Regions from separate parts of the Homo sapiens genome. Here all the other regions are linked to region 3. A link is a loop called in an ENCODE intact Hi-C map of the cell type or tissue named here. Cell type or tissue: Caco-2. All regions are shown on one strand. Links, peaks and the distances in the headings refer to the core of each region. The heading gives the core; the rest is flanking DNA.

Region 1 (10,790 bases), core at 2,758-7,757, 120 kb after region 3:
GAGAGGTCATTCTATACAAGAAAGAACAAACTGGTTGATAGTTCCATTGGCCAAAGGTCCATACTGGGGCCAAGAACAAGGGCTTCCCTCAAAGTCAACAGGGCCAAATTTGTTGTGCACTGCTGAGTTGAGGGAGCTAGTCCGTAGTTCCAGTCTCTGACACAGAAATTGTTGGTAAGAACAACTGAGAACCAAGGGTGGGATGGGATGAGGGTCGGGACTCGATGGATAATATTTGAAGAACTTCTAAGAGTCAGGGTGTCTTACATTTTATTTTATTTTATTTTTGAGATGGAGTCCCCCTCTGTTGCTCAGGCAGGAGTGCAATGGCATGATCTCAGCTCACTGCAACCTCCACCTCCCAGGTTCAAGCAATTCTTCTGCCTCAGCCTTCCAAGTAGCTGGGACTACAGGCACACACCACCACGCCTGGCTAATTTTTGTATTTTTAGTACAGCCGGGGTTTCATCATATTGGCCAGGCTGGTCTTGAACTCCTGACCCTGTGGTCCGCCCACCTCGGCCTCCCAAAGTGCTGGGATTACAGGCGTGAGCCACCCTACATTTTCTTTGGTGCCAGCATAGATCATTGCTTTTAAAGAAAAGTCTCAAATCTCTAAGACTTGGGGTATTAGAACTCTGAAAGAGACTCTTGTACTGGGAGCTCCTGAGTCTCCCCACTTGAGCTTCAGTTTTATCTTCCTCTGATAAGTCTTTCACTTTGATTTCTCCTGTATCTGCTGTGCTGGGCCCAAAGGAGGTATTAACATTCTGGTCCAAGCCTCAACAAAACCCCTTACCCTTGAGATATTTGTTGAACAGGAATTGCCTATGTTTATTTAAACATATTTGCCACATGATTAATGAGCAACATAAAACGCTTACACCTGGGAATCATGAAACTTGTAATTTCCATGCTCCTTGCCTATCTGACCTTTCCTTAGCTCACAGGTACATCAATACACATCCTGTCTCTGTAATACCTTTGGTGGTTGTGTTAGAGCGGACTAACTGCTTAACAAGTCCCAAATTCCAGTGACTTAACACAGCAAAGTTTATCTTTCATTCTGGTCACATTCCCTTACAGAGCTACTGCAAAGTTCTATTCCATGCAGTCATTTAGGAATCCAGGCTCATTCCTTCTTATGGCTCTATCCTCTTCTGAGTTTTTGAAATCTTCTCCATTTGGCCAGTGTAAGGCAAAGAGCACACGTGGAAAAGGCACCACTGCTCTCAGGTGAGGCACATCCACTCTGATGGAAACTAGTCTTACAGCCCACCCTGGTGCACAGGGATTAAGAGGTGTAATCTATTGGGATCCCAAGAATAGGGGACCTTGGGTATTGTGAGCACCAGCAGCCCCTACCACAGTGGTGGAGGAAAACAAAGCACTATTAACCTTCCAAGAAAAATATGGAAGCTGCACATATGCTTTATCATGTAATATAGGCCAGGGTCAGGGGAGTATGCTTGGCTTCCTAAAGTGCATGCAGAAACAATGTAGAGTACACATTGCTATCACCAGAGCTTAGAAGAAACTCAAAGAGCCTGGGCGCGGTGGCTCATGCCTGTAATCCCAGCACTTTGAGAGGCCGAGGGGGACGGGTCGCTTGAGGTCAGGAGTTCGAGACCAGCCTGGCCAACATGGTGAAACCCCATCTCTACTAAAAATACAAAAATTAGGCCAGGCGTGGTGGCTCACGTCTGTAATCCCAGCACTTTGGGAGGCCGAGGAAGGCGGATCATGAGGTCAGGAGATTGAGACCATCCTGGCTAACACGGTGAAACCCAGTCTCTACTAAAAATACAAAAACAAAATTAGCCAGGTGTGGTGGTGGGCACCTGTAGTCCTAGCTACTAGGGAGGCTGAGGCACGAGAATGGCGTGAACCTGGGAGGCAGAGTTTGCAGTGAGTCGAGATTGCGCCACTGCATTCCAACTTGGGCGACAGAGCGAGACTCCGTCTCAAAAAAAAAAAAAAAAAAAAAATTAGCTGGGCATTTTGGCGCATTCCTGTAACCCCAGCTACTTGGGAGGCTGAGGCAGGAGTATTGCTTGAACCCAGGAGGTGGAGGTTTTAGTGAGCTGAGATTGCACCATTGCACTCCAGCCTGGGCAACAGAGTGAGACTCTGTCTCAAAAAAAAAAAGAAAAAGAAAAAGAAGAAACTCAAAGAATATGATATGTATTAGGACAGCAATTTTAAAAATATTACTACACTACTTATTCCAAATAATAAATATTGAAGAAATTTTAAGTGAAATATATTTAGGCGTCTTTTTCTCTCTCTGACTCTTTAGAAATTGTAAAACTTCTGAGCCTGCAGGTCTTCTTTTTTCCTTTTAATTGTGGTAAAATACACATAAAATTTCCCGTCTTAATCAGGTGTAAGTGTACAATTCAGTAGTATAGAGTACATGGCATGGTTGTGCAACCAATCTCCAGGACTCTTTCCATAAACCCAGAATAATTAGTTAACAGTCAAGAACAGGAATAAAATCTAGATTTACACCTCCCACATAAAGATCATAAACATTTCTTTAGAGTGACAATAATGTTATTTTGCCTAAAGCTTGATTTTCAGTATATTGATCATTATCGAGCAATGTTATTTATTATTTTGTTTTTTAACTGTGGTAAAACTTACATAATGTAATTTGCCATCTTAACCATTTTTAAGTGTATAGTTCAGTAGCGTTATGTGTAGTCACATTTCTGAGCAACAATCTCTAAGACTTTTTCATCTAGAAAAACTGAAGCTCTTTATCCATTAAACAATTCTTTCTTCCCCCAGCACCTGGAAACCACAATTCTACTTTCCGTCTCTTAAGAATTTGACTACTCTAGGTACCTTATGTAAGCAAGATTGTATGGTAGCTGTCTTTTTATAATTGGCTTATTACTTACTATAATGTCCTCGAGGTCCATCCATGCTGTAGAATGTGTCAGAATTTCCTTCCTTTTTAAGGCTGAGTAATATTCTATTGTATGTATATATCACATTTTGTTTATTCATCTACCCAGTGATAGACACTTCGGTTGCTTCTACCTTTTGGCTATTATGAGTAATGCAAGAGCAGCCGTTATTAAGGTAAGTTTTGAAGATGGAGAATCACAATGAACAACACACTCACTGGTGTGTGCGTGTGTGTGTGTGTGTGCGCGTGTGCACATGTTCATGCTCTTGTCACCTTCCTCCTACTCACAGACTCAGAGTGTGGCAGAAAACTAATAATTGAATCTAGGACACTTGATTGTACCATTTTCTTTACTCCCATAGGACAGGTTCTTATGTAATGAAAGTATCTCTTAAATTTCATCTACTAAAATGATAATTTTCTGAAAGAATATGGGACATTGTCCAAGTAAAGGGGTTTGAAGTTGCACTAGTTAATTACTCTCAGAGTTAATCCCTCAATAAGTTACTTGTAAGTACCTATTTGGTATTCTATTCAGCGGAGGTTCTGGTACATAAAAACAGTGCACAGTCCTTTCCCTGGTCATAGTTTAGGTATAACGTAAAATACTAGGCTAACACTTTCAAATGGTGTCTACTGAACATCAGTGTTCAGTGTGATGTTAGTAGATGCTTCATAATAATAGCGTTCCATGGTCAAATATGCTTGACCATGGAACACTGTGATACAATTTTTAAATTTTTATACAAACACAACTTAATTGAGGCCCAAGCACAGGGGTGATGGGGTGGGAGGGGAGTATGTCTGTGTTGAGTTCAGTTACGGGAGCGATTTAGCATCTAGTCAAGGCAGAGAAGTCAATCATTGAGCAATCACTGGTAAACAAAATGACAACTCATCTAGATATCACACATTATAATTTTCTCGAATTAAAATCTTTCTATTGGCAACTTTCAAAACTCTTGTGCATCACTGGGCTCATTAGGTAAACTGTGTAATGTCCGGGTGTCTCATGGTGGTAGATTTCTAGCCCATAATGGTGCCAAAAGTTGCCCACCCATCAAACGCACCTCTTTCACCACTCTCAACTTTAAGCCCCCGGAGTTGTAGATGTATCTCTCATGGGCTCACTCTTCTAGAAAAGGTGGGCTTTTCTGGACATAGTCCCCCAAACAATGCTGAGGCCCATGCCATGAGGGCCATCACCCAGGGGATAACAGGGAGGTGAGGGCCTTCCTAGGCTGTGACCCTAGTGATGCAGGAGCAGCTCTCTTGCAGCTCTCACTGAGGCAATGTCTCCCATGACCTAAGCAGAAATGCGGAGGAATCCCATCCACACTCCTGGAAGCCGGAGAGCCCTCTCTCCATAGGACGCATCCCTAACCCTTGGGGAGGGCCTTGAGAACAGCTGCCACAGAGGTGAGGCAAAGCTTTACCTCCACCCACTTAGGGTCCAAGCTAGGCCTGATAATTAAATTGACAGACGAACAGGACAAAAGCATGCAAATTTACCCTCAGTTTTGCATGATACAAGAGCCCTCATAAGAAAATAAAGACCCAGCTTCATCCATGTCCCTACAAAGGACATGAACTCATGATTTTTATGGCTGCATAGTATTCCACGGGGTATATGTGCCACATTTTCTTCATCCAGTCTATCATTGTTGGACATTTGGGTTGGTTCCAAGTCTTTGAAGCTGGAAACCATCATTCTCAGCAAACTATAGCAAGGACCAAAAAACCAAATACTGCATGTGAACACATGGACACAGGAAGAGGGACATCACACACTGGGGCCTGTTGTCGGGTAGGGGAAGTGGGGAGGGATAGCATTTGGAGATATACCTAATGTTAAATGACGAGTTACTGGGTGCAGCACACCAACATGTCACATGTATACATATGTAACAAACCTGCACGTTGTGCACATGTACCCTAAAACTTAGAGTATAATAAAAAAAGAAAAAGAAAAAGAAAATAAAGACCCAAAGAAATAGCAAAACCTACATATATTAGGTCAAACAAAGGGAGGCAATCATGGAAAAGTAACTTAATTATGTGTAGAAGCTGAAGGAAGATATGAATTATCTTAACAAGGTTTGTTTGTACAAAATTCTCTTGGCTATGACTCCCCATCAAAGAATGTTTCTTTTCTCCTGGCACAGGGAAGGAATCTTTTTCATGGCAGCTTTTATCTCCTGTTTTCAGGAAGAAAAGGGGAAGATTAGAATGCTCATCTTGCCTCTGCTGTTTTGCAAGTGTCTTTCACTTGACGTAATCCCTATGTCAAAGTGGCATATTTTGGGGTGGCATATTCTGCCAGCCTGCACCAGTTTGACCTCTTTGTCCCTCCCTCACCCTGAGCTCCATCTGAGTGCTAAGCACAAACCTCCCCTTCACTAGCTCTTTTCCCCCAAAGCAAAGCAACCCAGGCAGACAGCTGCCTATGGTCCCAGCCCGATCAGTCCCTCATACCGCCCCTGCCATGTCTGAGTCTCAAGTTCATGTACTTTTTCCTTTTGATCTTCCTTCAATATCATAAGCTCCCCGAGGACAGATGAGCTTGTATCTTATTTGTCCACAGCACAGAGTAAGTATCACAGTTTTTCACTGACTGACAATGAATGAATAAAGGAGCAAAGGCATCTATCTAAACAGTTTCCTTGGTGACCTAGTGATTCCAGGCCAGATAGCAGAAAGCTGCCACATTGTTTCCAAAAAGTTAGACAAGTAGAGGTTTTATTTACATGTTACCTTGTTTCTGAGCTCTCTAAATCTGTCATCTTTTATCTACAACTAGGGTTAATATTCACTAGCCATATAGTATGAAAACCCTTATCAGATTCCAGTGGTATGACTGTTTGTGTTTTCTACTCAAATAATAAGATGATTTTTTAGAAGGCCAACCTAGGTCGCTCTTCCGTGTCCTGGGGCCGAAGCAGCAATAGAAAGCCTGGTAATCGGACACCTTTTGCCCCACAGTGTCACCCTGAATGAGTCTTTTCTTTCCGTTCTCTCTTTGCTTGGTCTTTTCCAGACTAGCTTTCCATTTCACAGCTTTGCTAAACATTCAGGTCAAGGTCAGAGCAAAGGGACTATCTCAAGGTGGAAGGAACTGAATTTAGCCACATAGGGCCTCTCCCTAATGAAAGCATTCAGCACCCAGCCAAGGAATCTATCTATCTTTAGATTCCAAAGCAGAAAAAAGGAGAAAAAAAAACTCCCTTAAGAAAAATGCCAGTTTTGCTTTGCTTCTGCTCTAAGCCAAGCCTGTTTCAGGTTCCAAGGAGGTTGCTCCTTGCAGAAGGGAACGTGCTACAGAACACATCAGAAGACCTGAATTCTATTTCTGGCACTCACTCTGATATTCTGTGACCTTATCCCCGGCTACTTGAAGAGCTTTGTCCTGCCCCCATACCCACCCTCTGCCATCCCCTTCTTATTGCAACTTTGTGTGTAAGTGTGTTAAGACTCAGGGAAATTCTCCAAAAGCTCAAACTCAAGTGATCTTTATTACTTGGGGCCACAAGTGCCAACCAGCCTAGAGGGGTTCCTGGGAATAGGCGGGCGGATCACGAGGTCAGGGGATAGAGACCATCCTGGCTAAAAAGGTGAAACCCCAGCTCTACTAAAAATACAAAAAATTAGCCAGGAGTGGTTGCACGCGCCTGTAGTCCCAGCTACTCGGGAGGCTGAGGCAGGAGAATCTCTTGAACCCGGGAGGCGGAGGTTGCGGTGAGCAGAGATCTTGCCACTGCAATCCAGCCTGGGTGACAGAGAAAGACTCCATCTCAAAAAAAAAAAAAAAAATGCTGGCTTCCTGCCTTGTGATGTGGCAGGACTTAGTAGGCAGACTAAATCTGCCTACTAAGAAGTAGACATGGAGATACAGAATCTTCCACACGGAATAGATTTTACCAGTTACCTGGAAGCACTGGCATGCCCATAAAAATCTCCTCCTTTGAGAAGCCATGGAACTCTGTTCTGCCATCTACCCAACATTCTAGAAATTTACTTGCATCCTCTGAGAACCATCTGTGGTACTGGCATCCGCAACCTGTTGATGCAAAAACATGAAGCTTCTAGTGAGGAGGGAACAAACCCCTCTCTTTTGGAGGTATCAGTCTTAGTGTACTTTGTGAAAAGGGAAATGATCATGTGAAATAGTAGATGGCATTTTTCTGACGCTTTGCACAAACCTTGATTTCACATGGTGCTGTAGCTGTGTTGCTGGAAACAGTATAGCCTGGAGAGGGCAAACTTTGGAAGAGACCAGCTGGGTAAAATCCTGACTCTACACTAGGTACTGTGTGGCCTTGAGCAATTTATTTAATGTCCCAGTTTCAGTTTCTTGTATACAATAGAGTTTCCAAGTGGACCTAATTAATCATGAGTGTAAACTGAGAAAATGCCTGTACACTGCTTAGCACAGTGTCTGAACACATCAATTGCTGTATGAATGCTATTAGCAATAATATACATTATTAATAGTTATTAATAAATAGCACTTTAATTCATATTAAAATTAAATATTTTAATTAATAACTATTAAAATTAATGAATATTATTAATATTAACACTACATTATTATATTATCTGTTAATAGATAACATTATAAATAATATTAATAGTCCAGCCAGGCACGTTGGCTCATGCCTGTAATCCCAGCACTTTAGGAGGCCGAGGCGGGTAGATCACTTGAGGCTAGGAGTTTGAGACCAGCCTGGCCAATATGGCAAAACCCCATCTTTACTAAAAATACACAAACTAGTTGGGCATGGTGGTGCACACCTGTAGTCCCACCTACTTGGGAGGCTGAGTACGAGAATTGCTTGAACCCAGAAGGTGGAGGTCACAGTGCCCCGAGATCACACCACTGCACTCCAGCTCCACAGAGTGAAACTCTGTCTCAAAAAAACCTTAATAATAATAATAATAAGGCTTATAAAAAATAACCTAGGGAATTCATTAATGATGAGCAAATGGAAGTGATTCAAATAACCCTTTTGTGGCCCTAAAATATCCTGATAGGTAGCTATTTTAGCACGTGTAACATTCCATTGTATTCTTTATTTCTTTATATCTCCACTATTCCAAAGCCTCTCCAGGGCAGGGAATTCTCTCTTTTACTGTAATGTCACAAAGTCTCCTCTATTACCTGTCCTATATAAATGTTGTTGAGTAAATGAAAAGTGAAGCCATAAATTAATGAGTGAAGGAGTAAGCAAGTAAACAAATACTCATTTGAAGGGAATATTTTTTGCATTAAACCAAAACAACTGTATCTTATACAAACTATTTCTAAAAAGATAGCATTTTCCTTATTTATTATGAACTATTGCCAACTTCCCTTCCCCTGTCTCTGAGAAATGCAAAGTCCCTGATTTAGAGTAATTTCTCAAGAGTTGTTTAGGGGTTGTCTTAGTCAGCTCAGGCTGCTATAACAGAATATATATTGTAGGCTGGATGGCTTCAACAACAGACATTTATTTCTCCCAGTTCTGCAGGCTGGGAAGTCCAGGAGCAAGGTGCCAGCAGATTCTGTTCCCGATGAGGGCCTTGGTCCTGGCTTGCAGATAGCTACCTTCTTGCTGCGTCCTCATGCAGGTGAAGGGAGAAAAGGCTCTAGTTTTGCTTTCTCTTCTTATAGAGACTAATCTCATCACGGAGCCCCACCCTCATGCCATCATCTAAACCTAATTACTCTCCAAAGACCCCCCTCTAAATTCCATCACATTGAAGGTTAGATTTTCAATATCTGAATCTTGGGAGGATGCAAACATTCAGTCCTTAGCAGGTGCTGGAAGTATTAACACAGTGCCCAAAAACGATAGAATATTTTTGGTAGGATGAATCCACTTTCAACCCTGGAAGCCAGGCATTTCAGAGTGGAAAAGAAAAGAGAAGCAATAACTGCACAAATAAGCATCTTATTAAGGAAATCACTAGGTTTTTGAGGGCTGCACATTCTATGCTTTCTAAAGGATGATGTCTCAGCAGGCGGAACGAAGCTAATCTTGCCTGGCTGCACTCTTCTGTTCTGGCAGGGGGCTGGTGCCGCTCCCTGCAGATGCCCACGATGCCAGGCAGCCTGGTTTAGTTTGTGGAACGTGCTCTAATCCGTCAGCACAGCCACAGTAGATACTCTGAAAACTAAGAGAATCACCTTCAGCAGCTTATCGACTAACCACAGGCCCTTATCTCAAATGGGAACTGATTCAAACCGTTATTCAAGCTTATTCAAATGAATTTGAGAGTCTACTAACAGCCCTGGCTACATAATTTGCCGGGTGCAGTTCAAACTGAAAATGCAGGGTCCTTTTCAAAAATTATTAAGCATGTCAACATGGTGTCAGTAGAGCATCCAACTAAGCACACGTCGGCTTCTGAGCACAGGTCACAGGCCCAAAAACCCAGCCATGCCAAGCAATGACTATCCAATAAGTCAAACACCAGGAAACCCCAACCCCTCCACAGCCCTGCGGCTGCTGCAGCAGAAAAACAAAAACAAAACAGACACTCAACACCATCAGCATCAGCTCTTCCCAAACCACCAGCCTTCCTCAGAACCTCCCTCATTTGACCTGTTTTAACTCGTGTTCCCTCGACCTTCAAATTTTCAGTGTCCACAAAGCAGATCAAGGCTATCACAAAACAAAACAAACACCAAAAAGCCAACCCACTGGATCTAGAGACCTACGGACTTGCCCTCCTGATACTTGCAGCTGGTGTTTAAGGACGTGCCTGCCTTGGGCGATGGGCGGGTAGAAACCTCACACACCAAAGCCCATCGAGCTAAACTCAAGGTTGCGAACCCCAACCCCGGTGGGAACACGGTCTGCAGACACGCTCCCTTAAGTCCCTGTCGCACACAATAAATTGCTTTCTGAATATTCCCTTTACAACTGCAAAAAATAGAAATGGCTGTAACTGTGCAGAGAAAGAAAAGAGAAGCTGGGATGAGCTCCATCAGGGGCCGAATCTGCTTCTCGCTGGTGGATACTGTGATAAGAAACCTAGATCTGAACGGCCTCACAATGGCCTATTTATCCGGCTCTTACGCACGGCCGGCAGCCCCGGCTGGGAATCACGGGGGTGGCAGCCGTCCCCGGAAAACGGCGGCATTCCGACACAGGAAAGCCCGCGGATCAACTGATCTGCAGACAACGCTTCTTCCTTCCTGGGAAGCGGCCACAAAGGCAGCCAGCTGACCCCGGCCCAGCGCGGCTCCCGGCCGAGGAGGACAGGGGCGGGGTGGGGAGGGGGGGAATCGTCGCCCGCCCCGCCCCCACCCCCCAAGTTTCCTTTGGCAAAAGCATCCCAGGCGTGGTTCAGGCAGAGTCCACGCCAGCGAGGCTGGGGCCGAAACTCTCCACGCCAGGAAGGCGGGGTAGGCGGACCCGCCGCCCCCAGCCCCGCGCGCCCGCCGCGCCCCCCACGGCCCCCACCAGCTGGCTCTTCCGGCCGGGGCGGCCTTGGCCTGGGGCTGGGGTTGACTTTGGTGGGGGGACAGGAAGGACTGGCACAGCGCCCGCGACTGTCCCCTGAGGAGGACCCTCCCTACGACTTTTGGTCAAAAGCAAAAAGAAACACAGACATGTGCGTCACCCCGGGAAGCGCGCGGGGGTTTCGCTCGCGTTTCAGGAGCCGACTTCGCATCCTCCCTCGGTAGGGGGGTCGGGGGTTCCTAAAATTTACCCCCCAACTTCACTTCTCTGGCGACAGAGCACCTTAACAGTTCATTTCCCTCTCGCTCTCAAGTGAAAACATCTTATTTTTGTGTTAAAATGTATAAAGACACCATGAGAATTGGCAGGAGGTCAAACCGTAGATTCTGAGATGCTCCGGTCGCTCCCCAGGAAGCGCTGTTTTC
Region 2 (10,790 bases), core at 3,561-8,560, 150 kb after region 3:
TTCTTTCTAATTCATGGGGTTTTTTTCTAAGTCCAATATCAGACTGTGGTTCTTATCTAGGGGAGACATCCTTTGGTACTTGTTCTTTAGAACTGTGCTTATCAACACTTTTCTCGAGTAGCATGGACCTGTGTTCTTATTTAGGCACAAATGGGATGCTTGTTCCCACATACGGTCCTGCACAGAAGTTCCTGCCCTTGCCCTAAGGCCTGGCCCAATGCATATGGAGACTAACTGGTAACACACCTATGATCTGACTATCAAAGTCTTAGTCACGCCACCAGATAGCAACTTCCTTGCTTCATAAGCTTTAGCATGTCTTCCTTCACAGAAACAAGACAACATTTACAGGGAAATTCCAAATGTAGGTGATCCATTAACTCACTTAAAAACAGTCTCTTATTTCCAGGGCAATGGAAAGAGATTATTTTCTTCCAGTCTAAATATAGGCACAAATGAGAACTGAAACCACAGGGCTGATAACAATACTGTGGTTGATTCTTTTAAAGTCACTATCAGCAGGAAGAGCCAATGGGAGTGTTCAGTGAGGGAGTGGGGGTGGGAGAGGGTCAGAGAGACAAGGAAGCAGCCAGGTGCCAAAGTCGAAAGCATCATTTGACTTTAATCCTGTTCTAGAAACTCTGGTTGACATCTAAGTAAAGTCTGTTTTTATTTTGGAAGAAAATCACTCTTGTTTATTTGGGAAAATATTTTTATAAATTAGTTAAGTCAAACAATTTCTGAGTAATCCTAAAATTTGAGGTACTTGAGTGGCTTATGAGACTATACAAGTGAAGAGTGTATTAAAATAGAGATCTAAATACTAGACTTAGGAGCAACCAAGTCCTATTAATTGAAAAGACTGCTAGATTGGGGTAGGGTGGGGAGGGGCTTTCTAGTATCCTGAAACTGGGAAAAAAATCAGGGAAAAGAAGATAAAAATATCTTCTGTATCAAAAACAGAGCCCAAGGCTATGAACTAGACCCACTCTTCACCATTTGTCCTGGTGAGACAGTCAAATTGGCGTGGCTCTGAGCAAGGTGGCTGGTCCGTGCTGCCTAAATATGGCTACAAAGGCATAACCTGAAACACCAGATGGGAATGTTCAGATGCAACCCAGGGATGATCACAGGCTGGGTGATCTTATAGACTAGAGCGTCCCACGGAGCCCTAGAGTGGGGACGAGATGGGAATCTGAACACAAACTCTGCCACTCACTAGCAGTGACACCTAAGACAATCACTCCATTGTTCTAGACTTCATTTTCTTTGCTTTCAAAGTAGGACTGAAAGCATATGATTTGGGAGGGTCCTGAGGTTCTGACTATAGTCAGACAGGTCCACATATGGAAGGGCATTTAATGCTTGGGTATGTATGTTTGCACTATTAGACTGCTGGGTTGAGATGTTGTAGAAAACATCAGAATGCTAGTTGGGAGCTATTGTTATTGTGATTCCAGTTACCCTAAATCCTTCTTGACTCCCCAATGGGTATAAATACATAATAATTATGACTATTACCCATAAGGCCTCAGTCAACATTAGGGGTGTTAAATTAGCTGAGTTGTTGGACCAGAACACCTCTGAGGCCCTTTTTAACCAAGGATGTCTCATGATCCCAAGATTCTTTTTGGACAAACTTTAAACAAGTTAAGATCAGGGTCTTTAGGAAAAAGTTATCTGTCTTTGCTTCTCTTTCATATCCTTCTTTCCTTGTTTTAGAAAATTAGATTCTTTTGGGGATTGGTATGGGGCAAGAGGAAAAATGAGGAGTCTAGGCAGAGTTTTTGTGATGAGGCCAAGATCTCCTAATTCCATGGAAGAAAGTGAGATGGCTTGTTTAATGTGGAAAGGACTGAAGTTGTGGATTCAAGGATCAAGGATATATTTTTCCCCTGGACTGTTTCTAGGCTGGAGGAGCTGCACAGGATTCACAATTGAGGCTACAAGATAATCTGCTACAAAACTTTTATTTTCCCACCATCCCAAGCACACCACCCACCTCAAGGCAGGAGCCCAGATGAAGCATATGATATTAATTCTCAAGGGTTAAAACACTTTTCAGTATTGAAATTTGGGAAGCTTGAATACTTGAAGGTCACATACTTTGTTGGTGGCAAAATGAGCTCTAGATCTCATCTTGTTATTAGTCTGCTAGGGCTGCCACAGCAAAATACCACAGAGTAGGCAGCTTACACAAGAGATTACTTTTCACATAGTTGTGGAGGCTAGAAGTCCAAGATCAAGGTGTCGGCAGGGCTGGTTTCTGGTGAGGCTTTCTCCTTGGCTTGCAAATGCCCGCCTTATTGCTGTGTTCTCACCTGGTCTTTCCTCTGCATGCATGCCCTAATGAGGCTTCTTCCCCTTCGATAAGGAATTCAGTTCTTTTGAAGAACAGTGCCATCCTTATCACCTCATTCAAGCTTAATTACCTCCTTAAAGACCCTGTCTCTAAATAGAGTCTGACTAGGGGTTAGGGCCTCAACATATGAAATTTGGTGAGACATAATTCGGGCCATAACACTCCCTAACTCCCCATCTAATGTTCTCTCCACAGCAACACACTACACACCAACAGCAATGTGTGTGCAATGGGTGGTAGGAGAATACTAATTTCATTATTAAGTTGTGAAAAATCAGTGTTTTTAGAGAGATTCCAAATAATTATGGCACTCTTGGGTATTCACAGGTATTTTTTTTTCTTTGTTTCAAGTTTTAATCGAAGCTTGTATATAAGATTACTTTATTCCTGCATCTTCTCAATTGTTTCTTCCTTGTATTTGCCCTTTTCCTTTCCTACTTGGCAAGATTTGGCTTTCCGTTCAAGGATCTTTTCACAGTCTTTGTCCAGTTTTAGCCTAGTGATAACCACCTTGCTGGGGTGAATGCCTACGTGGACAGTTGTGCCATTAGCCTTTTCCCGCTGCACCCGTTCAATGTAGATAACATATTTCTTCCTGTAAACCTGGACTACTTTGCCAATTTGCTGACCTTTATAGTGTCCACGTACAACCTGAACTTCATCATCCTTTCGGATGGGCATGGATCACACGTTGTACTTCTGTCTCAGCTCTTTGGAAAGAGGGGAAGACATAGTCTTCCTTCGAATGTGGGAAGGTGCATTGAAATGCCTTTTGCGATTCTTGCTTCGGTCGGAAGTCACAAAGGGATTAAACTTCATTTTGGCCACTCCTGCTTCGGTGATAGCCGCAAAAGGGAAGAGCCAGAGGTATCTAATAAAAGGTAATAAATGAAAAAATAAAATGCTCTTTCTTGCTCTAATTTTAAGGCCACTTCAAGGATGCCTTGAGGGGTCATCTTTTGATATCAACCAGAATTTACAGACTTCAGTATTTCTACTAGGTGCTTTAGCCTGGATGAGAGGCTAAGACAGGAAATTTTGCTATTTTATTTAATATTTTTAAAACTGTCATGAGAAAACAGGATTGGATGACAGATGGCAAGTATGTGACATATGTGACATCATTTTATCTTCTACCAGTGGCAGACATTACTTAACAATCATGGCATTCACTGAACAGAGCTTCAGAATACATTCAGTGCAGTGCCTCAAATAGCATTTTTTTTTTTTTTAAAGAAAGGGTATGTGACTTTGGGAGACTGAGGCAGGTGGATCATGAGGTCAAGAAATTGAGACCATCCTGGCCAACATGGTGAAACCCTGTCTCTACTAAAAATACAAAAATTAGCTGGGTGTGGTGGCATGTGCCTATAGTCCCAGGTACTTGGGAGGCTGAGGCAGGAGAATTGCTTGAACCCAGGAGGCAGAGATTGCAGTGAACTGAGATCGCGCCACTGCACTTCAGCCTCCAGCCTGGCGACAGAGCAAGACTCTGTCTCAAAAAAAAAAAGGTATATGAAGAGATGAAATAATGTTGCCAATAGCTAGCATTAATTGTGTGCCTACCAAGTCCCATACATTGTTTAAGTTCTTTACACATATAAACCCATTTTTTCCTCATGACCACCCTATCAAGTAGGCACCAATAGAATTAACATTTTTCTGGTGGGGACAATGAGGCACAGGCGCCCAGCAAAGAAGTGGAAGAACTTGGATTTGAACTCAGGCCATCTGGCTCCAGAGCTGTGATCATTGTCATTCTGCTATACTGCTCTCTCTCACTCTAGGGGCAGTACTAGAGTTAATGGGGGGATATTGCAAAGAGTCAACTTGGGTCAAAAAAAGAAAATAACTTTTTTTTTTACAGTAGGATGGTTCCAATAATTGAATTGATAGTCACTTGTAATATTCATCTCCCTATCACTAGAGACACCAAGCAGAGTTGTAGAGCTATCTGTTAGGGTTGTGGTGCAATTAGTTTCTGAACTGGATAAAGAATGGAGTGAGTTGGGTTATAGCACTTCAACTTCCATTTGGCTCTAAAAGTCAAGGATTCCTTGACTTAAGCAAGGATTCCTTGACTTAAGCAGTGCGAGCAAAACTAGAAGGAACCACAAGTGACATCCTTCCTGATTCCTTTTTACCATATCCTTTACCCCCCAGCATTGTCGAGCAGAAAGAATGCCCAAAATTTGAATAAATCACACTGCATTTCAAAAATAGACACTCACTAGATGCCATATAAAACTCACACAGCCCCAGAATACAAACAGTAGTTGTGAAAAACTAAACTGAATTCTATCAAACCATTGTTCCTTCATTAGTCTGAGCAGTCTTACTCCTCTTCTTATCACACTTTTCTGGGAAAGGGGACAAGTTACAGCAACAATAAAAGTTAGGTAAGTTTGTTAGTTGTCAATGAAGTTGACAATGTCTTCAAATATTAACTCTCTCTTTATCGTGCCTCAAGAATGGCATGCTTTGCAAGGCAAGCATCCTTCTCTGGAATGTGACCTTGGCCCTTCCAAGGAGCAGCAAAGAAAAATGCCATCCCTATGAGGTTACCATTTACTGATGGGAAAGAAAATTAATGGCGGTTGCCAAATCATTGCAGATGAAACTCACATATGTCAAATACTGAGGAATCTTCTAATACATTATGTGTCATTCCTTCCAAGATTTTTATCCAAACAGCTCTTCTACACTTCTGAAAGTCTGTAGTGTTACACTGTGAGCCAAGTGTGAATGGCCTGTGTCACTTGTACACAGCTCCTGTGACCTCCTGTTTCAAGACAGAGTTTGACCCTTTCCTTGGACCAGCTCCAACCCAGACTGTAGCCTTACTTCCTAAATTTTTTTTTTTTTAGACGGAGTCTCACTCTGTCGCCCAGGCTGGAGTGCAATGGCGTGATCTCGGCTCACGGCAACCTCCACCTCCCAGGTTCAAGCAATTCTCCTGCCTCAGCCTCCTGAGTAGCTGGGATTACAGGCACACACCACCATGCCTGGTTAATTTTTTTTTTTTTGTACTTTTAGTAGAGACTGGGTTTCACCATGTTGGTCAGGCTGGTCTCGAACTCCTGACCTCGTGATCCACCTCCCTCAGCCTCCCAAAGTACTGGGATTACAGGCTTGAGCCAGCATGCCTGGCCCTTACTTCCTAAAACTTAAAGAACAAAACTCACAGAGGAGTCCCTTCTGATTGACTGGTATACTTCAGAGGACCCACCCCTAGGATCAGCTTGAGTCCAAACTCCACTACTGAACCAACACATGGCACCTTGGGTGAGTCACTTAAGGCCTCCACTTTCTGTCACTTATTTTCTGATACCTGGAATAGAGATAGTGACCTTTGGTCTTGACTAAATCACAAACAAAAAAAGTGAAGATAAAAGAAAACTCAGTAATATATAAAGACTGGTTAGAAACACAGGCGTAACAGAGACACAAGGGCAGTAGAGTACCCTTTCAGTGATTCACTTACAGAGGTAGTTCTGGAGAGTCCACAGGGGGTGTAGTTATAACCAGCAGGTGCTAGTGTTTATACAGGACGGATCAAAATCTGTCCTCAGGATTTAAATATACTAGACTATTGAAACTGGATACCTAATTCCAGGTTTGAGTAATTATGAAAAAGTAGATGTATAGTTGCAGTGGGGGAAAAAGGTTTATGTTTCCATTTAATAGTTTTCCAAATGTATGTTCTGAGAAAGACTTAACAAATGGGTTTATAAGGATCAAGCAGTCTGCTACTAGACCAATGTAAACCTAAACAACTAAATAGAAAAAAAATGTTGTTTTGAAAGTTGGGTTTTAGATTTTAAGGAGATTTGGAGGGAATAATAGGAAAGATTGTTAGATAAACTTGTTTACTGCTTAAGAAAAAATAGTCATAAGTTAATACATGATGATAGAAATAAAGGAAGAAGAATGACAGCTAACATTTCTGAATACTTACATTCTATGTATTTACATCCTGGCTACTTACATTCTTTCCCTATTCTAAGCACTTTTCACGTATTAACTCATGTCCTCATAGCAACCTTCTAATCTAAGTATTATAACATTATTATCCTCATTTTACAGATAAGTAAACTGAGGTAGTAATCATCCTCTTCTCACTCTTCTCAGCAATCAAACTTCATACTTAAGACCAGCCTGTGAGGTGTGCATTACACATCCTCTATGTGGTTGGTTAATGAAACTGAGATTCAGCCATGTTCAGGTCATACAGTTGGCAACATCAGAATGTGACCCTGATCTCCTAACTTGAAGAACTTTCTCTCCTGAATTGGGATGCCATCCAGTTAAGCCATAATAATGTGCTAGAAGTCCTTGTCTAAAGACTTTCTGAAATTAGATGTCCTCTAATGCATCGTTTAGTGTCTTGGTCCCACACTTGTCTTAGCAGGTCAGCTACATCTGGAAGTGTGTTCAGTCCTGGGTCCTGCTCCAAGCAGGATTTCAGGGCAAGGGCATGGCGCTGGGCGAAAGGTCACTTCCCTTTTGAGATTCTCTGACACTCTGCCCTTTCTTTTTAAGTATCCGGGCACCACTGGGCCTTGAATTGTCCAGGCTACTATCCAGTTATTTCTTAAGGATAACTTTGGCCATCCAAAATAAATCCCAAAAAAGTGACCAGTTAAAATAGTATATTGACAAATTACTACCATGGGTAATATGCATTTTTCTTTTTTTTTTTTTTTCCTCACATATTTTGCTAACTGAGAAAAGGTTGGCACCCCTTGTCTGGTTCTCTGGTCCAATCTATTTGTGTTTCCAAGTTTTGTACTATTAGACTAATAAAAAAATAATGCTCAGAGACTTGTCAGACTTCTTCCTGTATTGAAGCTGACCACTGCACACCCCTGAGACAGTCCCTATGACCGGGTGTTCACCTTGAGGTCATACAGTGCATGGGAACAGTTACATAAAAGCCAAAAGAGGGGCTCAGCATGAGGTCAGGAAGCAGCCACAGGCAGCAATGATCAGCTCTTGCAGTTGTATTCCTGCAGCTCACATGCTCTGCATTTGGGCTGACTTACTCAAAGTTCACCCAAGTAAGCCATTGGATTGATCATGAAATCAGGATTAATTCCCCTGCATGGGGCCTCTGGCCTCTTTCCATCAACATTTTTAGAAGGGTAAAATTTTATGTGTTTTTTAAACTAATTTTTTCTAGTCTTTTCCTTTCATTCATCTGTACTATTGCTTGATTGTAACCATAGTGCATATACAATGGTTTAATCCTGCTTTTTATTTACTTAGTGGCTTATCATGGGCTTTTTTGTTATAGTTGTTTTCTACATAGCCTTCATAGTGACTGTTATTATTTGGCTCATGAGGCAGCCATTTCTACTCCCCTGCTCCCTTGCTTGTCTTCCATTATAGATTAAAACAAAAACCCCAGTGTTTCTAAACACCCTGGTGCCAGGAGTACTCATGTACTAAAAGGCCAAGGAAACATGAAGAGACGTCTACTGAGATACTTTAGAGAAGGATTTTATTTTCCAGATAAAAGGGACAGACATAAAAGAAGGAGAGGTGCTGAAATCACTCTTCTTTTCTTTTCTTTTCTTTGTGCCTTGAATTGGGTCATCATGCCTGGAGTTTCAGCAGCCATATTGCAGTCATGAGGAGATAGGTGTGCAGACCAAACGCCAAGATGCTAAGAATGGCAGATGTAAATGTTAGAAAGTGTTTAGACCAACCCCAGGACCTCTCACTTCTGGACTTTTTGTTTTGCGAATAAGAAATGTCCTTAGGGTATAAGCCTCGGTTAGTCAAGTATTCTGTTTCTTACAACAAAAAGCTTTCCTAACTGTTGGGGTCTTTGCAATCGTCATTTTAACTTTGTTCAAATATGCCTAGATCCTGCAAACCTTGGCAATAGCAGGCAGTTTGTGGAAGTATTTCATGGAACCTTCAGGTAGCTTTGGGGAGTGACCAGGGTGTAAGAAAGTTTGCTTGATGGCACAGGTTGCGACTAGTCTAACTTTGTCCCCTTGCCTTTATTTCCTGGAAGCTGCCTCGTGGCTCAAGGCAGAGGCCTGGTCTATTATTTACATTTTTCATGCCCCAAGAGTGTCTCTGAGAGATTCCCTAGGTATCTGACATACTCACATGAGGCTGACAAAGCATTAGGCTGAATTGTTAAAATTAAGCCAGGAGCTGGAAACCAGGCTGATTATCTGTAAAATTTAGAGGGTCTTGGGTAACTTGTCTTCTTTCCTTCCAACTTCTTTCCTCCAGTTTCCCCTTCTCCTAACTGCCTGTGTCTCAGCGCATCTACTCTTTTAAGGCCTCTTCAAGTTCTGAACCTTTCCCTGCCCCCCTTGCTCATTCTGCATCCCTTTTGCTCTCTTAACCAGCAGTCACCAAGGAAAAAACAGCCTTTCCCAGGATGGCTTCTTGGGCCTCTTGGGCCCACGTGCTGAAAGAGTATAAATCCCAAGGTCCAATAAGTTAGAGAAGTGTTGCCTGCTGAATGCGTCTTCTAGGAAATTCACTTTGTTTATCAGGATAGAGAAATTGTTTGAATCTCAATCAAGCCACTATTTCCCAAACATATAAGACTTCCAATCCTTTATTCCATGTTAATATTCTGTATATGCAGGTTCTACCCATCATTTGGGGGGAATATTGTGCTGAAGACACTCTGAAGTGACTGATCGTAGCCACAACTCCAAATTCTCTAATTTTGCACACATTTCCCCAATCCTGTAGGCTAACCCCAAATTCTTTAGTCTGGCTTTTTAAGGTCCTCCACAATATCTACAATCTAGTTTGGAAGCCTCATTTCCCATTATTCTTCTATATGAACTTTCTGCTTCAACAAAACTCTCCTATTCCTTGTTCCCTAAATAGTCTCTGTCCGTTTCTGCCTCCCTATTTGCATACATATTCTTTGGGGGGAGGGGCTTCTGAAATTTCATAAAGACGAGGAGAAGTGTCAGAAGTTCTTAATTAGTAATTTAATATTGTATCTTTTGGGATGCTTTGTTGCAAGCCACAGAAATAGGCTCTACTTAATTTAGGAAGAAGAATTTATTGAAAGGACACTGGGAAACTCAAAGAATTCCTAGAGTATCCAGAGAAAAAGGCTTGAAGACTGTGCAGCCAGGAACAACACTGTAAATTCCACTGCAGGATTCATTCATTGAGGACACCATAGCAGCCATACTGCACCTGGACACTGCAGCTCACACCATCTGCACCATCAGCAAGTGTTCTTGGATGCCGATGCTAGAACCACTGGCCCTGCTGCCTCTGGGAACTGGATGTAGCTGCCATTGTGTCTTAAATCTGCCAGAATGGATTTGGCATGTTCCTTTCTTTTTGTCACTAGCAGATTCAAAGACCATCTGATTGGTGGAATCTTGATCACGTGTCCATATCTAGTGGCAAGGGAGACTGGGAAGTCCAGTGTCTGGAATTTCAGCTTCTACAGGAGGAGCTGAGCTCTATCTCATAAGAGGATTTCCTAAAGAGAGGAAGAAGTTTCAGATGATGAGTGGTCAAAAAGAATGACAATTGTCTATATTGTTATGTCATGGATTATTGAGAAACACAAGAGAAAGAAAGACTTTTTTAATACCCCCAAAGGAGTTTACAGTTTAGCTAAGTAGACAAGATAAACAGATGAGATTATTTAAAAATAAGATAACATATAATAATGTAATAAATAAGACTGCTTAATTAAAAGATACTAACATTATGCTGAACATAATCAACAGAGTTAGAGAAAGTATATTTATATGTTACAGCTCCAAGCCATTGCTTTTCCAACAGATGTTTTTCTAGGGCAAAATGTATGTAAACAAGCCCTGTTTGCACCTAGAATATTTCCACACATCCACCCAGCTTCATTTTCCAAGCTTATTTGCACGAAGGCAAGCTCCTTGATTGCCCAAAAGATGCACGGTGCTCAGGACTGAACCATGTGTAATTTAAAAAAAAAAAAAAAAAAAAAAAAAAAAAAATATATATATATATATATATATATATATATATATATATATGACAGATATTAAGTCTGAAGAATCAGAAACAATGGCATGAACATGGTAATGGGTATAGGTTTTGACCTGGAGTCAGAGGGAAAGAGAATGAGCCTGGAGTTCTGGGAAATCCATCATCACTCTTCTGCATTGTGTGGTCACTTCTGTCCCTAGGGAAGGGCAGTGCTAAGCTGCGCCGGGGTAAAGGCCTATGCAGAGCCAAGAGTTGAGTGCTTTTCCTATGCTGTGTCAAGGTCACTGCTGCACAGGGCATTTGGCAGCTCCGCTCCTGCAGTCAGCCAATGGCCACTCAGGATTAACAGTGAATGCTGTGTGGGCAGAGCTGGAAAAAAATGGGTCACTTGGCTGGTTATGGGATATAGAAGGCCAGCATCCAGGGCCTCCACCCATAACAGCCATCCAGTCCC
Region 3 (10,790 bases), core at 2,454-7,453:
GAAATGAGTTATCTTGTCAGATTAGTTATAGGAAAAGAAGCCACATCTTACATTCTATCTAGCTGTGCTTATGGACTGTAGCATGAGTGGATTTTGCTTCATTTGCTTCTTGTTTCATGAATGGCTAAGTGTGTGTTTATGTGTGTGTGTGAGATGTGGTAGGTGTGGTGGGGAAAGGAATAAAATATAGTTTCACTGGGAACATACTCAGTCACACATGAGTCCCACTAAAATGAAATTGTAGAAAACATCCCAAAGTATAAATGTATTTGGCAATTATATCAGACATTTTAGCATTAAATATCTCACTTCTCACTGGTTCCTCATGGCAGAGTCAAACCAGAGGACCTTAACCAGTGCTTTCCGAACACAGACGCCCACCCCCCAAAATGTGATTTGCAAAAGGACCGTAAGGCACACTCTCTACCACCATCACCATCTCCATCATTACTTGCAGCGAGCATCTACTAAGCTTACTCTATGTTAAGTACTCAGCATTCTCTACTAAATGCTTTACACGATCATATTCAGTCTTTGCAACAACCATACTAACATTATCCCCATTTTAAAGATGAGGGAACTGAGGCTCACAGATGAAGTAAGTATTTAAGCCAAGAATCAGGGTCATGTATTAATAGTTCCAAAGCCTATGCATGTTTTTTTCCATTCTACCATGCCATTTTCAAGCTTCTTTTGAAGATGACACTTTTAGAGAACTTTCTGGTATCTCTGAAGTTCAATTTTTGGGCTTTCTGTTCTCTAGGTTCTATGTCGATGTGGCTCAGAGCCAGTAGTGTAGGGTACAGGAGAAACCTTCATCACCTCATCTTCTCAGGGCCCTACTGCAAGCCAGCATCTCCCCTTCTTCCTCTCTGCTTCAAGATCCATGGAGGTATATTCTAATATTTTCTAGTATAGTTATCTTTATTTCAGTTGGTTAAGTATCAATTTTCTTATCTAATATCCTGAAGCACTTCTCTCTACCACCTGTCTTATTTTTATCCATCTCTAGGTATAAAGTTTTTGATAAAGAAAAGTGTCATTAGACACTACCTTCTCTTTATCAAAGGTTTTCCAGTACGTTAATAAGGCTTCTCTCTGGGAATGTTTTACAAATTTCAAATTGGATAATCAATTTAAAATATATGCAATCCAGCAAAGAGACAGCAAATACCACTAACGCTCTTCACTTGGTTTGGCCAAATCACTCACCTGGGAAAAAGTAGAAATACACCAAAATGCATTTAGAAAAATGTCTGGACTCTCAGAGCCCCAGTGTTTCCAGACAAACACTGACAGTTTTAGCTTTTCCTATTACCAAGGCAAAAGGTTTTGCTTTTGATTCTCAGCTTTACAGGTTTCTTTTACCTTTGTCAACCTAAGTTTTCCATATTTGTTAACCTCTTTTAAAGACATGCCATGTACAGTAGCGCTTCCTGGCTAGCATGCCCATCTTGTTCCCCAGCCCACTGTGCAGGCCTTGATCATTCTTTAAATCCCAGATCCTAGTTCCCTCTTCCATGAATCTTCCCAGACCTTCTCAGCTCCCATTCATTTCCCTTTCTTGGGAACCCTACAACACTCATTAAGTGAATCATTACTTCTGGCATTTAATTGTGTACTGCCTGAACTATTACTTATTATTTACATGTATGTATATCTTCTCTTTCCAGTGACAAAACCGGTTTCTTACACGGAGGTAATTTTGTTTTGCCACATATAAGTCCCTGCAGAATGACAAATAGACATTTAATAAATGCATATTGAATGGATGAAGGCACTTTGTTTCAAAGGGATAACCCTGGAGTTGATTTGACTCAGGAGAAAATACAGCTCACACAGCTCATTGGAATGCTTATTGTTTTGCCATTTCCTTGTAGTGGAAAGTCCCAGTCAGTTATCAATTAATAGTATCAACAACCATTTTATCTAGTGCTTAACAGGGGATGACATCCAGAGGTAACTTCACAGACAGAGCCTGTTGTGAAACAGGTTGAATTCTGCCACATTTTACTACCTTCCTGGTCTCAGACCAATCACTTAACTCCTGCAATGCCACATGTGGAAAATATATTCTGTTATCAATGAGTTTACAAGCCTGTGATACTACGCTCCAGAAGCCAGCAGGAATGTGATACTGGTGTAACTGAGCCCCTGGCTTTGCAAGTTTATACACTTAAGCATCTCTGAGTGAAAAGCAATTATATAAACACAAAGGAACCATTATTAGAGAAATCATATTTATGTTCCCATATTGTATGTGGTCAGAGGAAAGCAAGACAAGGGCAAGACTTGGGCAAGTGACAAGACGTATTAGCAGTGGCAGCAACAGTGCTGGGTAAACAGTTGTAAATCTCAAACGCTGAGCCGTGTTAACATTTTACAGAATGCTTTGATCCTTTTCAGTAAGATACAAAGCAAGAATAAATTCACACAGCCTCCTTGGAGGTCAGTGTGATTTCTCTGTTTCTGTGGAAAAGCACTAACTAGTCACATGCTAATTCACAGTTTGATGCTCATCAAACTGGAGCAGATGGTTAGAGGTAGGGATGACATACAAAAAAAAAAAAAAGAAAAAAAGAAAAAAAAAGAAGACTGGTTTCCCCAGAACCTGAATGGAGATCCTGCAGCTAAAAGAGGTCACCCATCTCTCTTTTGGGTGTTCTTTTTAGACATCCAAATGCAGACTGGATGGTGCCTTCCCAGAAGAGCATGTTGTGGGTCATCTCTCTGTGGGGATAACTGGGGAAGGAAGCTTCCTCCCAAAGGACATGCAGCCAGAGTATGGTTTTACAGTAGAATCTAAGAATATTAATAATTCGTTGAACATAAATGACCAAGGAGCTCTATTTCAGTAAGAAGTTTCCGGGAGAAGTTTCAAACTGTTGTAACTGCCAAGTATTAAGGGGCAAGATGCCACTAATTCCCAGTGGATTAAAAATACTGCTAGTTTTTCTCAAGGACATTTCAATCTTGGAAAGAGTATCAGTTTAGAAACACAAATTAAATACTATCTTTGAGATGAAATGAAACCTGAAGGAATTAGACAATTCACCAATAAGAAGGACTTTTCTCAAGTAATCTTTGAACTGTGTGTTCTAGAAAGGACTGTATGTACTGAGTGGAGGCAGGGGGATGAGAAGAGGAGCTGAGGAGGAGGAGTCTGAGGAATGTGGCCTGGGGCTACTCAGATAAATTGTTACAAAGGAGGAATGTGACCTAGGAACCAATCTCCATCTCTTGAGGTGTCTGGGCCAAAACATGTTTTATGACTTTGATGATAGAAAAAAATCTATGTATTTTGACTGCTGATATAATGAAGATCAAAGCTACACAATTTGGATGAAAAGAACCCTACTGTCATGTTTCAAGTTTTGCAAAATAAATGATGGAATGATCTTTAGATCACATGGCTGAATGTGAAGATTTGAGTACCTCACAAAAAAAGAATCTTGCAAATGTATACAGAGAAAATTATGATAATGCAAATAAAGCCCTTTAATTTATGTTGCATGAAAGAAGTTTAAAGTAGGAGTAAGTAAGCATGAGTCTATGTTAATAGAATAGCCACCATAAATAGGAATATTTATCCATTGTTTACAAATCCATAGAATTATTAGATGAAAACTATACCATTCTAAATATGTAGGACTCTTTATCATCCACTTACAAAAGTAATGGCTTTAGTATCTATTGTTTACTTATGTCTCTACCATTCCAGAAATTGAGTAGAGCAGGTAGCGCAGAGGGAGGGAGAAGCAGCTTCAGAGGTCAAGTCTTAATAGACAGGCCCTGGACCTTGACCTTTGGACACCCTAACTGGGCCTCTTCTACCAAACCAGACCATGAGTTGCCCCCAAACCAATTCTTCTGAAGTAACCAAATGTATCAATGAATGAATATTAAAATGAAACTTGAACAAGCCTCAAGTGCAAAGGGGACTAAGAATGGAGTCTGGTAGGGAGAGGCACCCCAAAATGAGAGTGGTGCAGAAAGAAAATTAAAACAATTCTGAAAATGGGTTTCTTTCATTTCCGAGTTTTGCTTCTGTCAATCCTTGGGGACCAGGAGAATATGGCAGCACAGGTGCTTGAGAACAGGTTGTGCTGCGATTTAGAAAACCTATTGACTTTAGAGAAGTTACATAGCCTCCCTGGGCTTCTGGAACCTCATCTGTAAAAGGAAGAGGTTGGATTCAAAGATGTCTTTTCTGCTCTAATATGTTCTGGTTTCACCAAGCAAGTCTTTGCCTGGCATCTAGAAAAGATCCTCAGCCCAAACAAAGCAACATCATCCAGAAGGAAAATGCCCTTCAGGTCTGTTTCAGGACTTCAGTGTTCACCACGATGGTGAGTGACAGCCTTTCTTGGCCACCAGCTGTCTGGAGCGACCCAGAGGAGTGGCAGGCATTGCCCTCAGCGGGGCAAGTGAGGAGGAGCTGCAGAGGCAGAGGAGAGACAGCAGGGTGGAAAGTGACTCAGGAATGAGACTGCTCTCCCCATTCGACTCTCAGTCCAAAAAACCACACTCCTATTGTGAAAATTAGACCTTTGAGCAGCGTTCCATGTGTTTATTCTACTTGTATCAAAGAGGCTTTCATCTCCCTAGAGCAAATTATTAACACATTCCACCAAAGTTGTGAGGGTGGAGGCCTGGCCTTGGAGAAAAAATAATCACCATCATAATAAAGAGTTGCCCGAAACGTGAACTTAAGAAAAACTAACATAAAAGCCCCCACTTTTAATGATAGTGGTTGGAAAGGCGCCAAGGTCCTTGTGCCCAGGGGAGCATGGTTGGCTGACTCCTTGTCCGTGGGCTGACCCTTCTGTGTCCAGGAATTTTCCATGAGCAGGCCGTAGTGTGGGAGGTGGGGACTTTTGCAGGTTCAGCAGGTTGAGGCACTCACAGCCAGTTGCCCTTAGCCTTAACTGGAGACCAGATTTTGTTGGCTGAGTGAGCAGTGGCTCTCGATTCCAGGCAATAAATCTTTGCTTCTCAAGATCATTTGGTTGGGAAGAGGAGGGAGAAAAATAGAGAGGAGAGAAAGAGGGAGAGAGAGGAGAGAGAGCGAGAGAGAGAGAGAGAAAGAGAGAGCAAGAACAAGAGCCAACTCTCAGATACAGCCAAGAGGAGCAACAGATATAAAGTAAGCCCAACAATATTTCAGTTTCATGAATGGATTATTCCCTAAAGGGCTGTGAGGAATAGTTTCTAGATAGAGATTATGCCATTTTCTAAAGCAAGTTCACTTGATTTACAGGAATCCTTCGATGCTTAGGCACCTCCTTTGAGATACAGTTAGACTATATGAGTAAAGGGCCCAGTCCAAAAGAGATAATAGAGAATACAGGGAATTATTTACTGCTGCTGAAAACAGGACCCCGGGTTCAGACTTTGCTTTTGTTTGCTTTTTAAAAAATGTTTCCAAGTAACTCCAAAATACATGATACCTCAAGTCTCACGTGATTGTAACAACCAAGATTCATGAATAGCCATGAATGTGTTGTTTGTCATTAACATCAGTTTTCTCCCTTTGGGGCTAAAGAAGGAGCAGAAAGAACAGAGAAATCAGAATGCGAGTGGGACTTGTACTTCATAAAACAGCCAGAGGATCCTCCTATAAAACTGCATGGGATTTTTGGCTTTGTCATCTGGGAAATTGAGAATTTGCCTGTGATGTGAGGAGTGACTGCTGACATCAGTGGAGATGGATGAATACGTTTTGTATTACACCAATAATTAGAAGGGATCTCAAAAATCCCACCATTTCACCAGTTTCATACATAAATTTTTAAACTTTGGCTAGCAGTGATGAGTACCATTTGCTTAGCACTTGACTGCTTCAGAATGCCTTTCACAACGATATCTGTGCTATTTCTTTTATATTTTCAACTTTTAAAAACATTTTAATTGAGATATAATTCACATACCATAAAAGTCACCAATTTAAAGTGTACAGTTCCATGGTTTTTAGTATATTTGTGGTGTAACCACAACTACAATCTAATTCCAGAACATTTACATCACCCCCAAAAGAAAAGCCCTTTCCATTAACAGTCATTCCCGATGCCTGTCCAACCCTCAGCCCTTTCTAGGCAACCGCTAATCTACTTTCTGTTTCTATATATTTGCCTATTGTGGACTTTTTATATAGATGGAATCATACAGCTGTGGTCTTTTGGGTCTGTCTTTTGCTTAGGATAATGTTTTCAAATTTCATCCATATAGTAGCATGCATCAGTCCTTTATCATATTACCCAATAATAGTGTGGATATAACACATTTTATCTATCCTTTCATCAGTTGATAGACATTTGAGTTGTTTCCACTTTTTTCTTTAATTTTTAGTTGACACGTAATAATTGTACATATTTATGGGATGCAGAGTAGTATTTCCATATGTGTATACCATGTATAATAATTCAGGGGAATTAGCACATCCATCACCTCAAACTTGGATCATTTCTTTGTGTTGTGAACATTAAAAATCCTCTCTTCTAGCTTTTTGAAAATGTACAATAAATTCTGGTTAACCACATCCCCCCTGTGATGCTGCAGAACGCCTGAACTCATTCCTCTTATCCAACGGTAATTCCGTAATTGTTAATCAGCATCTCCCCATCCTCCCTGCCCCGCCACCCTTCCCCGCCTCTAATACCCACGATTGTACTCTACTTTTTCTTAGCTCTCTCATGCATGAGAACATGTGGTATTTATCATTCTGTGCTTCTCTTATTTTATTTAACATCATGTCCTCTGTGTTGCTGCAAATGACAGAATTACATTTTTTTTGTGGCTGAACAGTATTCCATTGTGTATATATATCACATTTTCTATTTAACTTTTATTTTAGGTTTGATGGTACATGTGAAGGTTTGTAATGTAAATAAGCTTGTGTCATGGGGGTTTGTTGTACAGATTATTTTATCACCCAGCTACAAAGGCTAGTACCCAATAGTTATTTTTTCTGCCCCTCTCCTTCCTCCCATCCTCCACCCTCAAGTAGGTCCCAGTGTCTGTTGTTTCCTTCTTTGTGTCCATGAGTTCTCATTATTCAGCAACTACTTACAAGTGAGAACATGCGGTATTTGGTTTTCTGTTCCTGCATTAGTTGATAAGGATAATGGCTTCCAGCTCCATCCAGGTTCCCACAAAAGACATTATCTCATTTTTTTATGATTGCATAATATTCCATGGTGTATATGTACCACAGTCTTTAAATCCAATCTGTCATTGATGAGCATTTAGGTTGATTCCATGTCTTCACTATTGTGAATAGAGCTGCAATGAACATACAAGTGCATGCGTCTTTATGGTTGAATGACTTATATTCCTCTGGGTATATACCCAGTAATGGGATTGCTGGGTTGAAAGGTAGTTCTGTTTTCAGCTCTTTGAGGAATTGCTACATTGCTTTCCACGATGACTGAACTAATTTACACTCCCCCCAACAGTGTTCTTTTGGGTTCTTTTTTCTCCACAACCTGGCCAGCATCTGTTATTTTTGGACTATTTATTTACTTATTCATTTTTGAGACAGAGTTTTATTCTTGTTTCTCAGGATGGAGTGCATTGGCGCAGTCTTGGCTCACTGCAACCTCTGCCTCCTGGGCTCAAGCAATTCTCCTGCCTCAGCCTACCAAGTAGCTGGGATTACAGGTGCCCACCACCATGCCTGGCTATTTTTTTTTTGTATTTTTAGTAGAGATGGGGTTTCACCATGTTGGCCAGGCTGGTCTTGAACTCCTGACCTCAGGTGATCCGCCTGAGGTGCTCGGCCTCCCAAAGTGCTGGGATTACAGGCGGGAGCCACTGTGCCCGGCCATTTTTTGACTCTTTAATAGCCATTCTGACTGGTGTGAGATGATATCTCATTGTGGTTTTGATTTGCATTTCTCTAATGATCAGTGATATTGAGCTTTTTTTAAATATGATATTTGGTCACATGTATGTCTTTATTTTGTTAACTTTCATGTTTATTTATTTTTTTTTGAGGCAGAGTTTCATTCTGTCACCCACACTGGGGTGCAGTGGTGGGATCTTGGCTCTCTGCAACCTCTGCCTCCTGGGTTCAAGGGATTTTTGTGCCTCAGGCTCCTGGGGAGCCGAGACTACAGGCGTGTACCATCACACCTGGATAATTTTTGTATTTTTAGTAAAGATGGGGTTTCATCATGTTGGCCAGGCTGGTCTTGAACTCCTGACCTCAAGTGATCTCCCTGCCTCAGCCTCCCAAACTGCTGGGATTACAGGTGTGAGTCACGGCACCCAGCCCGTCTTCTTTAGAAAAGTGTCTGTTCATGTCCTTTGCCCACTTTTTAATGTTTTTTTTGTTTGTTTTTCTCTTGCAAATTTGTTTAAGTTCCTTATAGATGTTGGATATTAGACCTTTGTCTGATACATAGTTTGCAAAAATTTTCTCTGCTCTGTAGGTTTTCTGTTTACTCTGTTGATAGTTTATTTTGCTATGCAGAAGCTCTTAAGTTAATTAGATGCCATTTGTCAATTTTTGCTTTTGTTGTGATTGATTTTGGCATCTTCATCATGAAATCTTTGCCTGTTCCCATGTCCAAGATGGTATTGCCTAGATTGTCTTCTAGGGTTTTTATAGTTTTGGGTTTTACATTCAAGTCTTTAATCCATCTTCAGTTGACTTTTTTATATGGTATAAGGAAGGGGTCCAGTTTCATTATTCTGCATGTGGCTAGCCAGTTATCCCAGCACCATTTGTTGAATAAGGAGTCCTTCCCCACACTGCTTATTATCTGTGCTATTTCTAGAATTATTTGCAATTAATGGATTCAGAAACTGAGGCTCAGTGTGTGTGTGTGATTTGCCCAAGTTTCCCTCTCTACCATTTTCACTCTATACCTGCGGTTCTCAAGGAAAGACGATTTTGCCCCCCAGGGGAAGTTTGGGACTATCTGGAGACATTCTTGGTTGTCTCAACTAAAAGGTGCTGTTGGCACCTATGTTGGGTAGAGGCCATGGTACTGCTAAACATCCTAGAATGTACAAGACAGCACCCCCCTCCTCCCTGCACACACACAAAGAATCATCCATCCCCAAGTGTCAACAGCACCAAGGTTAAGAAATCCTGCTCTATATATTCTCACTTTAAAGTTTCTCTTTGATTTCAACTACTATCTTTATGCTGGCAACCTTTAAATCTATATTTGCTATTTCCAAAGCTCCATGGTCTTGTTGCTAACTGCCTAACAGAGACTTCTACCTGATTTTCATTTGGGAATGTTAAACACAATAAATTAAAAAGTAATATTCTGAACCTCCTATATTCTGATCTTGATCACTGCCCCTACCATCTAGGTTTTCTCAAGTGAGAAACATGATTGCAATGTGATATGGTTTTGTTATGTCCCCACCCAGATCTCACTCTGAATTGTAATAATACCCGTGTGTCAAGGGCCAGGCCAGCTGGAGATAACTGAATCATGGGGGCAGTTTCCCCCATACTGTTATCATGGTAGTGAATAAGTCTCATGAGATCTCATGGTTTTATAAATTGGAGCTCCCCTGCACAAACTCTGTCATTTCTGCTGCCTTGTAAAATGTCCCTTTGCTCTTCCTTCATCCTCTGTCATGATTGTGAAGCTTCCCTAGCCATGTGAGTCCATTAAACCTCTTTCTTTATAAATTACCCAGTCTCTGGTATGCCTTTATTAGCAGCATGAGAATGGACTAATACACCACGCTTGATCTTTTCCTTGCTGTTCTCTTCCTCACTTTCCCCAATCCAATCATGTGACATATCTTTCAAATACATCTGAGAGACATCTCTAGCCATTGGTCTCCACTGACACTCTTAGCACTGGTCCTCATCATCTCTCAGGACAAACTCTAGCAAACCATGCCTGGAACTCTTCTTGGCAAACCATGCCTGGAACTCTTCTTAGCACCCATGAGGTATTATCATCCTCATTTTAGAGATGAAGAATGAAGGTACACAGAGATTAAGTGATGGAGTTGATAAAGGAGCTAGGCTTTGAACACAGGCCAGACTCTTGTCTACTGACCATTACACTCAGGTACCTCTTGAATCATCTTGGCCTCAACTTCTATGTTTTCCTACATGAACCATGTGCTCAAGTTATTCTGAAGATTCTCCTTGCTTTCTAGGGCTTTTTACATTTCCTGTGCCATTGAAAATGATATTTCCTCTATCTGGAATGCTCTTTCTTCTTTGCTTGCTGTTAGTTCCTACCAGTCTTCCAAGACCAACTCAGATAACAGCTCTTCAAGGCAGGAATCATGTCTTATTTATTATTTTTTAATCCCAGCACTGTATCTGTTTCATAATAGGTACCCCAATATCTATTAAATAAAAGAAAATGATTATTTCTCTTTCTACTACTTCCAAGGCAAAGTTATTTTGCAAATATTTTCTATTGAAAGCAGCTCCATAGATATCCCATTCCTGCCTTAAGGCAACTGATTAGAAGTGGATGCTTGTGTATAGGTATATATGAGGGCAAGATTCTCTGAAATATATTGACTATATGAATTCAATATATACAGTAAGTCCTCACTTAATGTTATCAATATGTTCTTGGAAACTGTGACTTTAGGAGAACTTAGGTATAATGAAACCAATTTTACCATAGCCTCGTTGATATAAGCAAGAGTTAAGTTCTGGTCATTTCTGGTCACAAAAACATCCCTAAACTTATAAATAAAGACCTAAAATGTTTCTAGTATTAAACATTAAAATAAATGTGAGCTATTCAAACATTTAAGAAAGATGAAAAAAAACCAAGTAAGATAATTATTTA

The links. Peaks named below come from ENCODE experiments on the same cell type or tissue, not always from the same donor. Only the 100,000 strongest peaks of a DNase experiment are listed, where the experiment ranks them.
Region 1: it touches region 3 in a loop (5-fold over the local background); 15 of 110 quality-filtered maps call a loop at or near these places.
Region 2: it touches region 3 in a loop (5-fold over the local background); 2 of 110 quality-filtered maps call a loop at or near these places.

What each region holds. Positions count from the first base shown.
Region 1 is chr5:56,470,810-56,481,599 of GRCh38, forward strand. LINC01948 (long intergenic non-protein coding RNA 1948) reads right to left here. Exons shown (of 5, transcript NR_104664.1): 1 at 10,744-10,790. Among named protein-coding and RNA genes, the nearest start is that of LINC01948, 5.6 kb to the right of the region's middle. RefSeq lists enhancers at 9,359-9,528, 10,729-10,790. In Caco-2, for the core only: no CTCF peak of the experiment used is centred there; a DNase peak (open chromatin) is centred at 5,872.
Region 2 is chr5:56,501,892-56,512,681 of GRCh38, forward strand. It overlaps C5orf67 (chromosome 5 putative open reading frame 67), which reads right to left. Exons shown (of 6, transcript NR_161255.1): 6 at 9,391-9,845. It also overlaps the pseudogene RPL26P19. Among named protein-coding and RNA genes, the nearest start is that of LINC01948, 26 kb to the left of the region's middle. In Caco-2, for the core only: no CTCF peak of the experiment used is centred there; DNase peaks (open chromatin) are centred at 4,870 and 5,610.
Region 3 is chr5:56,354,459-56,365,248 of GRCh38, forward strand. No RefSeq gene overlaps it. Among named protein-coding and RNA genes, the nearest start is that of LINC01948, 120 kb to the right of the region's middle. RefSeq lists an enhancer at 4,544-4,688 and a cis regulatory region at 4,610-4,623. In Caco-2, for the core only: no CTCF peak of the experiment used is centred there; DNase peaks (open chromatin) are centred at 3,163, 3,783, 4,443 and 4,833.